Regions from separate parts of the Homo sapiens genome. Here region 2 is linked to region 1. Evidence: read pairs that join two places in POLR2A ChIA-PET (ENCODE). Cell type or tissue: Panc1. All regions are shown on one strand. Each heading gives the region's core, and the rest is flanking DNA. Links, peaks and the distances in the headings are about the cores only.

Region 1 (2,902 bases), core at 249-2,748:
CAGCCTACTGGGATTCTTTCAGATGCCAGGTGACCACACAGGAACCAGTGGACTTCACCTCTTAGAACAGGTGTTTGAAGTGAGAGGGCTGTTTTGACCTCTGCTTACAGACCATCCTGGAGATGGGAGAGCAGAAGTTGGGCCAAGTGCGGGCACAGTAACTCACACCTGTAATTTCAGCACTTTTGGGAAGCTGAGGCAAGTAGATCGGTTTGAGACCAGTCTGGACAACATGGCGAAACCCCATCTGTACAAAAAAATACAGAAATTATCTGGGCATGGTGGCACACACCCGTAGTCCCAGCTACTCGGGAGGGTGAGGCAGGAGGATCGCTTGAGCCCAGGAGGTCAAGGCTGTAGTGAGCAGAGATTGTGCCACTGCACTGCAGCCAGGGCGACAGTGAGACCCCATCTCAAAAAGATGTTGGGACAAGTGGGCAAAAGGAAGATTAGAGACTTGCTAACCGCAGGTCCCTGCCCTGCTCAACAAGTGAGGGGTTGACTCCTCCACACGGTGCTGGCCACTGGGGCTGCAGAGACAGATAAGGCTCGTCTGGAATGGGCTGACTCTAGAGAGAGCATGGATTTGCAGAATTCATGTCATAAACTGCCAAGTCAGTCAGGAGTCTTACTTGATGAGGTTGTGTAGACAGCCATCTGTTGAGGCCGTGGGAACCCATCCATCATGTTCATCCTAGCACAGGGCTTGACACACAGTAGGCATCTGTAAATGATGTTAAACAAGCAGGTGGATGAACCGCAGGAATGAACAAGAACCATTCTCTTTACCAGCATGCTGTGTCCCAGGCTTTGTCAGACAGCTCTCCTGCACTGATTGACTCCTCCCAACTGTATGTGTAAGGACGCTGATGTTATTCATCAGTCAGCAATCTGAGACAGGTCTTGCCCAAGTTCAAAAAAAAAATTCTTTTTTTTAAGGAGAGACAATTGGGTGATCTGATACGACATGAGCTCAGGGTTCAGAGGGAACAGTGATGAGAGATGAGGGTGGAGATGGGAGCTGGGTCGTCTAAATCCAGGTAAACAGCTCGGACTTTGTCCTGATGGCAGTGAGGAGTCAGGGAAGGGTTTAAGCAGTGTAGTGAGGGAGGTCAGGTCTGCCCAGGGAGGTGGGTGGTTTCCCAGATGCCCGAATAGGAGGCCCTTTTGAGAAGTGTGGTTTGAGGACAAGTCCCATGGTGGTTGTCCTACTTTGCCCCCACCTGCCTGGCCTGCCTGGATTGAATCCTGCCCAGAGGAGCAGGTCCAAGTGGGGACAGGAAGGGTTTTGATTTAGCTTTTGCACCAAGTACAGAGCAGGTCTTCAATCAGGGAGCCTTGGGGGCTGCCCAGTGTCCAGGGCAGATGCCCAGACTGTGCTCAAGACAGTATGCAGTCTGTGTCCAGAGTAGTCACAGCAGGCTGTGTGTGGCCTCCAGGAGCTCCTTCAGTTTCAATTCCACTCTCTGCAAGTCGGGCTTTTTCTGTATTGCCAAGCCTCTGCCATTGCCATTGTCTCCTCTGCCTGTTGTGTGACACGCTCGCCTCTCTCCCTGTCCACCTCCTCCCGTTCTTCCCTCTCCCCCTCCATCTCTCTTGCTCCCTTCCCATACCAGCATCCTTTGTCATCCCAGCTGTCTTCACCTGAGTCCAGTTGGTCCTTACCACCCCCATTCTCCTCTCTCCCACCCAGACTGCCCGGTTCCTGGGCCTGACCTGGAGATCAATCCCACTCTGGAGTCTCTGTGTCTGAGCATGACAGAACACGCCTTGGGTGGTGAGCATTTCCTCTTTCCCTGACCCAGCTCCCACCTACCCAGCGTCTCTGCCTCTGAACTGAGCAACTCAGAGTCATCCTGAGGGGTCCCCAGGGGAGGCCAGACTCCAGGGAGGGCCTGACTGGGATGACAGGCTACCTGAGTGCCTTTTCTTGGGCCTCCCTCCAGCTCCTGATCTTCCTCCCTTCCTCCCTTTCTTACCACAGATGGGACAGACAAAACCTCCACCATCTGACGGGACCCACAGCCCAGCGCACCCATAGGCTCCCTGGGCGGCGGGCGGGGGCCAACCCCCAACGGGCTTCTCCGCGACAGCGAGAGGGTGGGCTGGCTCAGCTATATATTCTAATATTTTTCTACTCTCTTACCCTCTTAACTTTTGTTTAACATTGGCACATGCCTTGCTCACTCCCAGGCCCGTCGAGGGATCTCTGCTGAGGCCCGGGGAGTTGGGGGCAGCCAGGATAAAGGGGGCAGGGACTGGCCAGACTGCCTGCCTCTCTCCTTTCCTTCCTCATCCCCACCTGGTCCCATCCCACCCCTGCCTCCTCCAGACCGCTGACCACCTGCCTCTCCCCAAGGGAGCAGACTCCCCAGAGACAAACTGACCACTACCTTGTGGAGCCTGCTCAGAAACATTTGACATTTGGGGTGACGCGCAGGGCAGAGAACCTGCCCTCCAGAATGTTATTGAGAGGAGCTGGGGAGAAGGAAGGGGAGCAAGGAGAGGAAGCTCTCTCTCCTCTCCCTGCTTCCCCTTCACCATTCCCCACATTCTGCAAGGACAGGAGCCACCTTCCTCTCTCTCACCTCCCCTGGCCCTGTTCACCAGAGGTTCTCTATGATTAATTTCTTAGGCCTATTTAAGATACATATTTATATAGTTCTTAACGGTTTTTCTCTGATCATTTCCTCTCATTTTTAGAATCCCCAGGTCTCTCTCAGCCAAGACAGTGGCAGGGAGAGCCTGAACTTTATGAGGGGAGAGGGCAGAGCCCCCTCCTCCAGACCCTCAAGCTCTAACCCATTTTCCTCCAGCCCTGGCTACCCGGATGAAGAGGTTGGAGGTGGGCAGCCAGGGTAGCCAGTGAGGTCAGGAAGTCTGTTGCCTTAACGTCCCCTTC
Region 2 (2,902 bases), core at 198-2,697, 200 kb before region 1:
GTTTCTTGTGCTTCCTTCCAGATATGTCTGCATGTACCAGGAAATACTTACATGCATATACAGACATGTATTTTCCTTCATACAGATAGCATAATGGGCCAGGCACGGTGGCTCATGCCTATAATCCCAGCACTTTGGGAGGCTGAGGCGGGTGGATCACCTGGAGTCAGGAGTTCGAGACCAGCCTGACCAACATGGTAAAACCCCGTCTCTACTAAAAGTACAAAAATTAGCCGGGCATGGTGGCTTGCGCCTGTAATCCCAGCTACTTGGGAGGCTGAGGCCGGAGAATCACTTGAACCCGGGAGGCAGAAGTTGCAGTGAGCCGAGATTGTGCCATTGCACTCCAGCCTGGGCGACAGAGAGTCTGTCTCAAAAAATAAAAATAAAAAAAATGTTGAATGTTGGCATAACGGGCACATCCCTCTGCCCCTTACTTTTTCCTACTTAACAATGTATCTTGGTGGTTGTTCCCTGCTGGTACATAAAAAGCAATTTTGATCCTGTTAGCGGCTGTGTAATATTCCATTGAACAGAGGAACCATGAATGATAGGAACAGCCACTGTCACTGGACATTTAGGGGGCTTGGAGTCGTTTGGTGTTTTTTATTTTATTTTGTTTTTTATTTTATTTTGAGACAAGGTCTCACTCGCTCTGTCGCCCAGCCTGGAGTGTAGTGGCACAATCTCAGCTCACTGCAACCTCCGCCTCCTGGGCTCAAGTGATTCTCCCACCTCAGCCTCTCAAGTAGCTAGGATTACAGGTATGTGCCACCACGCCTGGCTAATTTTTTTATTTTATTTTATTTTATTTTTTATTTATTTATTTTTTTGAGATGGAGTCTCGCTCTGTCGCCCAGGCTGGAGTGCAGTGGCGTGATCTCGGCTCACTGCAAGCTCTGCCTCCCGGGTTCACGCCATTCTCCTGCCTCAGCCTCCCAAGTAGCTGGGGCTACAGGTGCCCGCCACCACGCCCAGCTAATTTTTTTGTATTTTTAGGAGAGACTGGGTTTCACCGTGTTAGCCAGGATGGTCTCGATCTCCTGACCTCGTGATCCACCCGCCTCGGCCTCCCGAAGTCCTGGGATTACAGGCGTGAGCCACCGTGCCCGGCCAATTTTTTTCTTTTTTGTAGAGATGGGGTTTCACCATGTTGCCCAGGCTGTTCTGGAACTCTTGAGCTCAAGCGATCCTCCCGTCTTGGCCTCCCAAAGTGTTGGGATTACAGGGGCCCTCTCTTCCTGTTTTCTGGCTCTTTGTGTATCTTGTTGCTGTCTCTGCCTCTCCCTGTCCACACTCTTCCCTCCTTCTATCCAACCTCAGTCCTGCCTCTCTGTCGCCCCCTGCAGGGTGAAGTGGGCTCACTGCCCCTCCAACCTCACAAACCTCTGTGGTTTGTATCTGGGGCAGACAGCACCCACCCCAGCCCACCTTTCTACTACCCCTGCCCCCTCCCGACCTGGCTGCACTTTCCCACCCTCCACAGCCCTGATAGAGAGCCCAGGATCTGCTCCCCCAGCCCCAGGTGCCCACCCTCCAGGACCCCTGCCCTTCCCCCTCTACCAGCAGGCTTGGGCCCCAGGACGTGCTGACTCCTGGGGGTGACAGGTTTTGCAGCAGGTGCAGTGGGAGCTAGGCTTGGGCAAGTTGGAAGCGGTGCCTCGGCTGGGTCAGAGCCTCTTCCTCCTGCCGCCCAGCCGGGCCTTCCTGCCCTCCCTGCCCAGCAAGCAGAGCAACGTCAGGTCAGCCCTGGGCTGGGGACAGACAATAAACAGACCTGCCCAAGGCCCTGCCCTGGTGAGGATGACATTCGGGCAGGGTGAGAGACTGTGATCCAGTGACAGCCACACGCACAGAGGTATTTACAAAGCATGCTGAATGCAAGAAAGGACGAATGGGGTGTGATAGAGAATAGCAGGGAAGGGGAATTTATCTGGCCTGGGGATGGCCCAGCTCTCTTTCTTTGTACCAGTAGAGAACAATCACCAAACCATCTTGTTAGGCAGAAAAAAGCAAGAAGGGTGTGTGCCGTATGACAAGGTGACTTGTTTTGTTTTGTTGAGACAGTCTCTGTCACCCAGGCTGGAGTGCAGCGGCACGATCTTGGCTCACTGCAGCCTCGACTTCCCAGGCTCAAGTGATCCTCCCACCTCAGCCTCCGAAGTAGGTGGAACCAGAGGCACTTCCCACCATGCCTGTTTTTTTTTGTTGTTGTTTGTTTGTTTTTGGTAGAGACAGGGGTCTCGCTATGTTGCCCAGGCTTGTCTCAAACTCCTGAGCTCAAGCCATCCTCCTACCTCAGCCTCCCAAAGTGCTATAATTACAGGCACTGCACCAGGCCAGTTTTTTTGTTTTGTTTTGTTTTGTTGAGACGGAGTCTTGCTCTGTCACCCAGGCTGGAGTGCAGTGGCACTATCTCAGCTCACTGCAACCTCTGCCTCCCAGGCTCAAGCGATTCTCCTGCCTCAGCCTCCTGAGTAGCTGGGATTACAGGCATGCACCACCATGCCTCGCTAGTTGTTGTATTTTTGGTAGAAACGGGGTTTCGCCATGTTGGCCAGGCTGGTCTTGAACTCCTGACCTCAAGTGATCCGCCTGCCTCAGCCTCCCAAAGTGCCCGGATTACAGGTGTGAGCCACCATGCCCGGCCATTGGCCGGCTTTTATTATTTCATCTAGTTCCCTGGTTGTCGACAAGGTGATGCTTCCCAGATTTTCATCTCAGCCCCGACCCCTCTCTCAGACTCCAGCCGGTACATCCAGTTGCCCCTGGCATCACCCCTGCGGATACCTCGTACTTCACATATATGCATGGAGTACTTGATTTCCCAAGAACCCCCTCAAAGAGCTGCCCCATTCTGTCTGACCTCATCTCCCCTTCATTCTCTTCACCCCACACTGGC

What was found. Peaks named below come from ENCODE experiments on the same cell type or tissue, not always from the same donor. Only the 100,000 strongest peaks of a DNase experiment are listed, where the experiment ranks them.
Region 2: POLR2A ChIA-PET joins it to region 1 with 8 read pairs; 2 of 35 experiments call an interaction of 5 or more read pairs at or near these places.

The regions. Positions count from the first base shown.
Region 1 is chr19:39,381,515-39,384,416 of GRCh38, forward strand. It overlaps SAMD4B (sterile alpha motif domain containing 4B), which reads left to right. Exons shown (of 14, transcript NM_001384574.2): 13 at 1,694-1,777; 14 at 1,985-2,902. The coding sequence ends at 2,013. Among named protein-coding and RNA genes, the nearest start is that of PAF1, 8.1 kb to the right of the region's middle. In Panc1, for the core only: no CTCF peak of the experiment used is centred there; no DNase peak of the experiment used is centred there.
Region 2 is chr19:39,186,082-39,188,983 of GRCh38, forward strand. No RefSeq gene overlaps it. Among named protein-coding and RNA genes, the nearest start is that of NCCRP1, 9.4 kb to the right of the region's middle. In Panc1, for the core only: no CTCF peak of the experiment used is centred there; a DNase peak (open chromatin) is centred at 1,330.